Regions from separate parts of the Homo sapiens genome. Here region 2 is linked to region 1. Evidence: chromatin contacts called from ENCODE Hi-C or POLR2A ChIA-PET data. All regions are on one chromosome and are shown on one strand. The core of a region is the stretch at or near the end of the contact, and the rest is flanking DNA. Distances in the headings are between cores, read along the strand shown.

Region 1 (3,502 bases), core at 748-3,247:
TTCTGTATTTTTAGTAGAGATGGGGTTTCACCATGTTGGCCAGGACGGTCTCAAACTCCTGACCTCGTGATCCACCCGCCTCGGCCTCCCAAAATGTTGGGATTACAGGCGCGAGCTACGCGTCCAGCCAGGAAACTTTATACTACACAGTATACATTCTGTATTTGGTGGTTATGTCAAAAGGAACAAACAAACGCCTCCTCCCCAACAAACTGCATAAGGGCTCTTGGTCATGAACTCCCCTGGTAACTCCCCATTACATCATTTCTTTTTTTTTGAGACAGAGTCTCGCTCTGTTGCCAGGCTGAAGTGCAGTGGCGCGATCTTGGCTCACTGCAACTACACCTCCTGGGTTCAAGAGATTCCCCTGCCTCAGCCTCCCTAGTATCTGGGACTACAGGTGCGTGCCACCACGCCTGGCTAATTTTTTGTATTTTAGTAGAGACGGGGTTTCACCATGTTGGCCAGGATGGTCTTGATCTCCTGCTCTCATGATCCACCTGCCTCAGCCTCCTAAAGTGCTGGGATTACAGGCATGAGCCTCCGCGCTCGGCCTACATCATTTCTATAGGAAATGATGTTCAACTTAAGGCACTCGACCGCCAAGACTTTTTCCAAAATTTCAAACCCTGTGAAAACTGGTTGGCCATCAGTATCACAACTGTTAACAGAACCAAGACACTAAAGCCAAGAGTTTTGAACAAATGCTTGTCATCTCCTGCAAAAGTCTGTATCAAGGACTACAGTGCTCTGTCTAGGATATTTCTCACCTGGAACTTCTCCAGCTCACTGGTGACCAAAGCCTGGGCTTGAGCCAGAGGCACATGGCAGCGCTCGATGCACTGGTGCACCTGCTTCATGGAGGCCTGGCTGTCCTCACAACAGCTGGCGCTGCACCGGAACATGAGACCCTGGGGAGAAAGGGCAGAGAGGTTAGGTAGGAAAGTCTCTGGGGACAGAGATGACTATGGAGCACTACAGGAGTTAGAAGGCCACGTGGATATTTGCACCTCTCTCTCCACCTTCTGCTTTCACCTTCCCTGAGAATAGACACCAGGACCTTAAAACCACCACTGGGGAAAATTATCCTCAATGTCTAGTGTAGTGTTTCATGGTGTCCTTGCTGCTAGCTCATCGGCACCTGTTGCACCGATGGTTGGGTGAACAGAGGTTCGCCCGAGTGGGTGAGGGTAGGGTGGTCTGACGAAGCCAAATTCTGAAAACCAGGAGCCTCTTCCATGGGGTTCAGAGGTCAGCAACCTAGCAATACAAATTCCACCAGAGGGCAGCCGACCCACTAATCAATGACTCAAGGGGCACTATCTGGGAAACGCATACTCCGTGAGAGAAGCAGGACCGAAACACACAGAGGCATTGCGGGGCTCAGAGAAGAACAGTGTAGAAACCCGCGCTGTGTGAAGCGAGGTTGGGCGCAAGAGAAGCAGGCATGACCTGGCCAACGGGGAGGCCGGAAGTCCTCGCCTTTCTGGTCTTTCACGTTGGCAGCGCCTCTGCTGGGCCTCGGGCCGCTCACCTGCGGAAGGGGCCGCGTAAGAGGGGAAGGTGGTGGGGCGAGCGCCTGCCACCAGGGGCTTCCCACCTGCCGCCGAGGACGCTCCTGCCCCGGGCTGGAAGGGGCGGAAAACAGCCTCGCGCACGGCAAGGGCACACGGATTTCATCCGATCCGCCAAAGCTTCCGAAGTCCTGTCCGAGGCCGCCCCGGCGACCCCAGGGCCGCCCACACCCGGTCTGCGGGGACGCGGCTGCAGTGCAAGGCGTCGCGTGGTGGCTGAGGGAAGGGCCCGGAACCCACCCGCTGAGAAGGGGGTCCTGGTTCGGCCCCAGCCCCGCTACCTGCATCTTCCGGATGTTCTCTCTTTCCAGACTCTTCACCATGGACTCCACCGCCTCCTGCACCCGGAGCTGCTGCAGCTCAGCCATGGCGACCCCGCGCTGCCCCGCGGCGCTCCGCGCCGGCGCCCATATGGAATCGGCGTACGGGCCCGCCCCCTCACCGCCCTTCGCCGCCCTTCGCCGCCTGCCCTTCCAGGGCCCACGCCCCCCCCTGGCGGCCGAACGGAGCCACTGCATGCTGGTGTCCGCGAGCCCACCGCCCTCCTCCCGCTTGGGAACCGGTCACTGGGACACCTGCCCTGCGGCTGCTGCCTGCCTTTCCTCCTCCCTCCCATGTCCCTCCCTTTACATTCTTTAAAATTATTTAATGTAATTTACATACAGATAAATGCCCAGATCTTAGGCGTGCTGCTTGATGAGTTTTAACAAACCCTGTCCGCCGGGCGCAGTGGCTTACGCCTGTAATCCCAGCACTTTGGGAGGCCGTGGGCAGGTGGATGACCTGAGCTCAGGAATTTGAGACCAGCCTGGCCAACCTGGCGAAACCCCGTCCCTACTAAAAATACAAAAATTAGCCGGGTGTGGTGGCACATGCCTGTAGTCCCAGCTATTTGGGAGGCTGAGGCAGGAGAATTGCTTGAACCCGGGAGGGAGAGGTTGCAGTGAGCCGAAATCACGCCATTGCACTCCAGCCTGGACGACAGAGTGAGACTCTGTCTCTAAACAACAATAAAAACCCAAACTCTGTCTTGTCCCAATCTCCGTCCTTTCTACCCCATCTCCCCACCCCTGCCCTAACTGGTCTGCTTCTGTCACTGTAGATTACATTTTCTCTTTCTAGAATGTCATATGTATGTTATTATCCAATAAGTACTCCTTTTCTGTCTGGCTTTTTTAGCATATTGCTGAAAAATACTTAGCCTAATGCTTTCGAGATTGAGCTGTGTTGTTGGTTCTTTTTTGCTGCTGAGTAGTATTCTATTGAATGGACATACCACATTTGTCGTTGTTGTTTTTTGAGACAGGGTCTTACTCTGTCACCCAGGCTGGAGTGCAGTGATGTGGTCTCGGCTCATGCAGCCTCCACCTCCCTGGTTCAAGTGATTCTCATGCCTCAGCCTCCCGAGTAGCTGGGATTACAGGCATGTGCCACCACGTCTGGCTAATTTTTTTTTTTTTTTTGTAGACACGGGGTTTCACCATGTTAGCCAAGCTGGTCTCCAACTCCTGAGCTCAAGGGATCCACACACCTCGGCCTCCCAAAGTGCTGAGATTGCAGGCATGAGGCATCGGTCCCGGCCCACATTTGTTGATCCATTCCCCTGCTGATGGGTGTTTGGGTCTTTTCCACTTAGTAGCTATTATGAATAAAGTGGTGACTATGAACATCCTTGACCATTTTTTTTTTCTTTTGGAGATGGGATCTTGCTATGTTGTCCAGGCTGGTCTCAAACTCCAGGCCTCAAGCTATCCTCCTGCCTCTGCCTATCAAAGGGATTACGGGTATGCACCACCACCCAGTCCTGGACCAAGTCTTTTGTAGACACAGATTTTCTTTTCTTTTGGGTAAATATCTAGAAATGGGATTGTTGGATCACAGGGTAGATGTATGTTTATGCATTTATTTCTCATAAAAAATGAACTTCA
Region 2 (3,502 bases), core at 320-2,819, 56 kb after region 1:
AGCGTTAGCCCATCTCCTTTGTGGAGTTGAACAACCCCCATTCTACGTGGTAGGAAGAGCACCCTGGCCAAAGGCATAGAGCTAGCTTGGCCAATCAGGATACTCCATCCATTTGTCCACAGTGATTGGTCCAGGGGTGGGCATATGATCTAAACAGGGCCGACTGTTGGAGATCAGAATCGTTAGGGGTTCCATCCATAGTAAGAGCACACATTCCCTGGAGAAATGTCAGGTGTGGAAGATTGTCAAATTTGGTATAGTCAGCTGTGGACTAATTAGGGCTCTTTGAATTACAAGTGTCAGATGTTCAACTCAAAACCAATCTTTCCCTGGATTTCACACACACATGCTGGAAGAGAGAAGCTCTGTCTTTCCTCTGGGGTTACTTGCTACATAGAGGAAGTCATCCATCAAAGAGAGAATGAGACCAATCTACAGAGAGAAGCAGGACTGAGGGAAGGAGTTAGAGAGCCCTAATGACTTTGAGTCTTTGGAGCCAATCATGCTCAAGGCGAACTCCAACCCTGCCACAAAGAGCTAATGAATCCCCTTTTTTTCATTAATATTAGTTTTGAGTTGAGCATCTGACACTTGTAATCCAAAGAGCCCTTATTAGTCCACAGCTGACTATACCAACTTTGACTATCTTCCACACCTGACACTTCTCCAGGGAATGTGTGATCTTACTATGGATGGAACCCCTAATGATTCTGATCTCCAACAGTGTACTCACACAATGTTACTACAGTGACCACCAAAGTAAGAATAGCTAACATCTTCCAATCAAAATCTTATCAAAAGCACTGTGCTAAGTGCTTTGTATGCATTGTTTCCTTTACTCACCACAAAAGCCCTACACAGCATTATTTATTTCCACTTCCCTACTTTTAATTTGAAGAACCTAAGGTTTGGAGAACTTGAGAAATTGTTCATGGTTCCACCACCAGTAGGTGTTGGAGAGAATGTTTAAAGCCAGGCAGTCTGACTCTCTGGAACATGTGCCGTTGACCTTACATTGTTATTACTTCCTTCCTAGACTTAACCTCTCAAGAACAGCACAGCCAAGAAGGGTCAATCTGAATTCCAAGGTGCTATTTATCTACTAGTTGGGCAGCCAGTATTATGAGATAGTGAATGATGCTGAGGGCACATTTTGCACTAGGATTATAGAGCGAACCCTTTCAACAATGCAAAAAGATAGAAATGAGTGTTCTAGTTTAACTTTCTAGATTAAGAAACTGGGATGGTTAAGTGACATGCTCATGGTTACGCTGCCCCAAGTGCTAAAGTTGGGAAAGGCTCCCGGAAATGTGTGACTTCATCCCCAAGAGGACTGAAAAGAAAGTGTTCTGACCTTGAAAGGTATACAGAAATCAAAGGATTCAGGTCGATGGGGTGAAAGGTTTGTTTTAGTAAAAAATGTCTTATCCTTGTTTGATCGGTTATTTTATTCTAGGGAGGAGGCCTTGTCTAGTTTTCCTTTTTATGGAAAGGTCAGCCGGTGGGTCAGGAAGCTGGGGAATGTGTGCCTTGTCATGAATTCAGGCTTCCTGATTCATGGGGTGAAATTTCGCTTTCTTATTGCCTCTCGGAGAAGGATGAGCTCATTGGTGGTGACAAGAGCAGCCTTCTGTCCTTCCTGCTCCAAATGCTGAAAGAAGTGGGATGTGAGCTGTCAAATGTCACAGAAGCCTACAAAACGCTGACTCCCGGATGCCAGGCATAACTGGGGTTGGCTCAGAACATGGGGACAGGGCAATACCATCATCTGCTAAGAATTCATTGTTCTGTAGCTTGCCCTGGACACAATGGCAAGACTGAGACAGGAGGAATAGATGTGGGGCGGGGTGGGGGCAGACAAACTGGGTGTGTCTTTGCAAACATAGCCTTTTTGGGGGTGGGGAGAGATAGGATCAATCAAGAGGCAGACTGTATGTGGGTTTAGGGCACCAAGAAACAGGGACATGAAAAATCCTGACAAAACAAGGCAAAGCATAACAAAACAAATGCCCAAACAAAGAAAGGGAGGGGGAGCATTTGTTTGGAAAGGTTTTGACATTTACTGCTTTAAAAAAAGCATTGAAACAGTCATAGGAAAATTCATAACTTTGTTTAGTATTTTGAATCACAAAGGGTGGGTGATTCAAATGACTTTGTAGAGACAAGGTGCTATTTAGATGAGAAGTTCTCTGGATTGGATGGTCCCAGACTCTCCTGTGGGCAGAAGGGCAGCTGACAGCCTGATTGGGTATACTTTGAGTGACGCTGAGCAGACCCCGACTCCAAAAAACACTGGAAGGAAGAGTTCCAGAGTTAGGAATTGAGGTGGGATTGGAGGTTATTTTATTTACTTCTTTGTTCTTTGCATGTTTTCCAAATTTTGTGTGTATGTGTGTATACACACACACACATACACATATGTTTTTTGAGACAGGATCTTGCTCTGTTACCCAGGCTAGAGTGCAGTGGCACAATCACTACTCACTGCAGCCTTGACTTCCTGGGCTCAAGCAATCCTTTTCCTACCTCAGCCTCCTGAGTAGCTGGGACTGCAGGTATGTGCTATCACACCTGGCTAATTTTTTATTTTACATAGAGACTGGGTCTTGCTTATTTTACATAGAGGCTGGTCTTGAACTCCTGGGGTCAAGCAATCTTCCCGCTTCAGCATCCCAAAGTGCTGGGATCACAGGCATGAGCCACTATACCTGGCCTTGCACACATATTTTTAAAACCTTAATTGTATTAATGTAAAATTATACAATTAACATGTTATTACAGTCCTTTTATACAAAATTACTATTCCATGGTAAGAGTAAACTGTCCCCCTGACCATCACTTCTTTCCTATATATTCACATTCATATATAGAAACACATGAATGAGAATCAGATTGCTTTGTGTGAATGGCTTAAAAAAAACCCAGAAATGACATTGGACTGTACATTTCTTTTTTATTTTATTTTTTTTATTATATACTTTAAGTTTTAGGGTACATGTGCACAATGTGCAGGTTAGTTACATATGTATACATGTGACATGCTGGTGCGCTGCACCCACTAACTCGTCATCTAGCATTAGGTATATCTCCCAATGCTATCCCTCCCCCCTCCCCCCACCCCATAACAGTCCCCAGAGTGTGATGTTCCCCTTCCTGTGTCCATGTGTTCTCATTGTTCAATTCCCATCTATGAGTGAGAATATGCAGTGTTTGGTTTTTTGTTCTTGTGATAGTTTACTGAGAATGATGATTTCCAATTTCATCCATGTCCCTACAAAGGACATGAACTTATCATTTTTTATGGCTGCATAGTATTCCATGGTATATATGTGCCACATTTTCTTAATCCAGTCTATCATTGTTGGACATTTGGGTTGGTTCCAAGTCTTTGCTATTGTGAACAGTGCCGCAATAAACATACGTGTGCATGTGTCTTTATAGCAGCATGATTTATAGTCCTTTGGGTATATACCCAGTGATGGGATGGATGGGTCAAATGGTA

Evidence for each region. Hi-C counts contacts between places; a loop is a spot of excess contacts on that map. ChIA-PET counts read pairs that join two places held with the same protein, here RNA polymerase II (POLR2A). Pooled maps may share reads with other maps.
Region 2: POLR2A ChIA-PET joins it to region 1 with 10 read pairs in H1. The contact joins the enhancer-like site here to the promoter of FAM136A in region 1. A Hi-C loop is called at or near these places in 14 of 168 maps with a recorded cell type or tissue (CD4-positive, alpha-beta memory T cell, CD8-positive, alpha-beta T cell, Caco-2 and 9 more), 1 of 37 single-sample maps with no recorded cell type and 18 of 50 pooled maps. POLR2A ChIA-PET finds 5 or more read pairs at or near these places in 5 of 52 experiments (H1, HEK293T, PC-3 and 1 more).

The regions. Positions count from the first base shown.
Region 1 is chr2:70,300,070-70,303,571 of GRCh38, forward strand. It overlaps FAM136A (family with sequence similarity 136 member A), which reads right to left and starts at 1,998. Exons shown (of 3, transcript NM_001329752.2): 1 at 1,535-1,998; 2 at 771-911. The coding sequence starts at 1,942. RefSeq lists enhancers at 334-1,283, 1,284-2,232 and a silencer at 1,918-2,187.
Region 2 is chr2:70,356,227-70,359,728 of GRCh38, forward strand. No RefSeq gene overlaps it. Among named protein-coding and RNA genes, the nearest start is that of FAM136A, 56 kb to the left of the region's middle. Within about 2 kb of position 1,570, at least 3 of the 41 ENCODE cell types and tissues checked have a DNase peak (open chromatin) inside an H3K27ac peak, as active enhancers do; they include PC-3, PC-9 and endothelial cell of umbilical vein, where a contact is called at or near this core.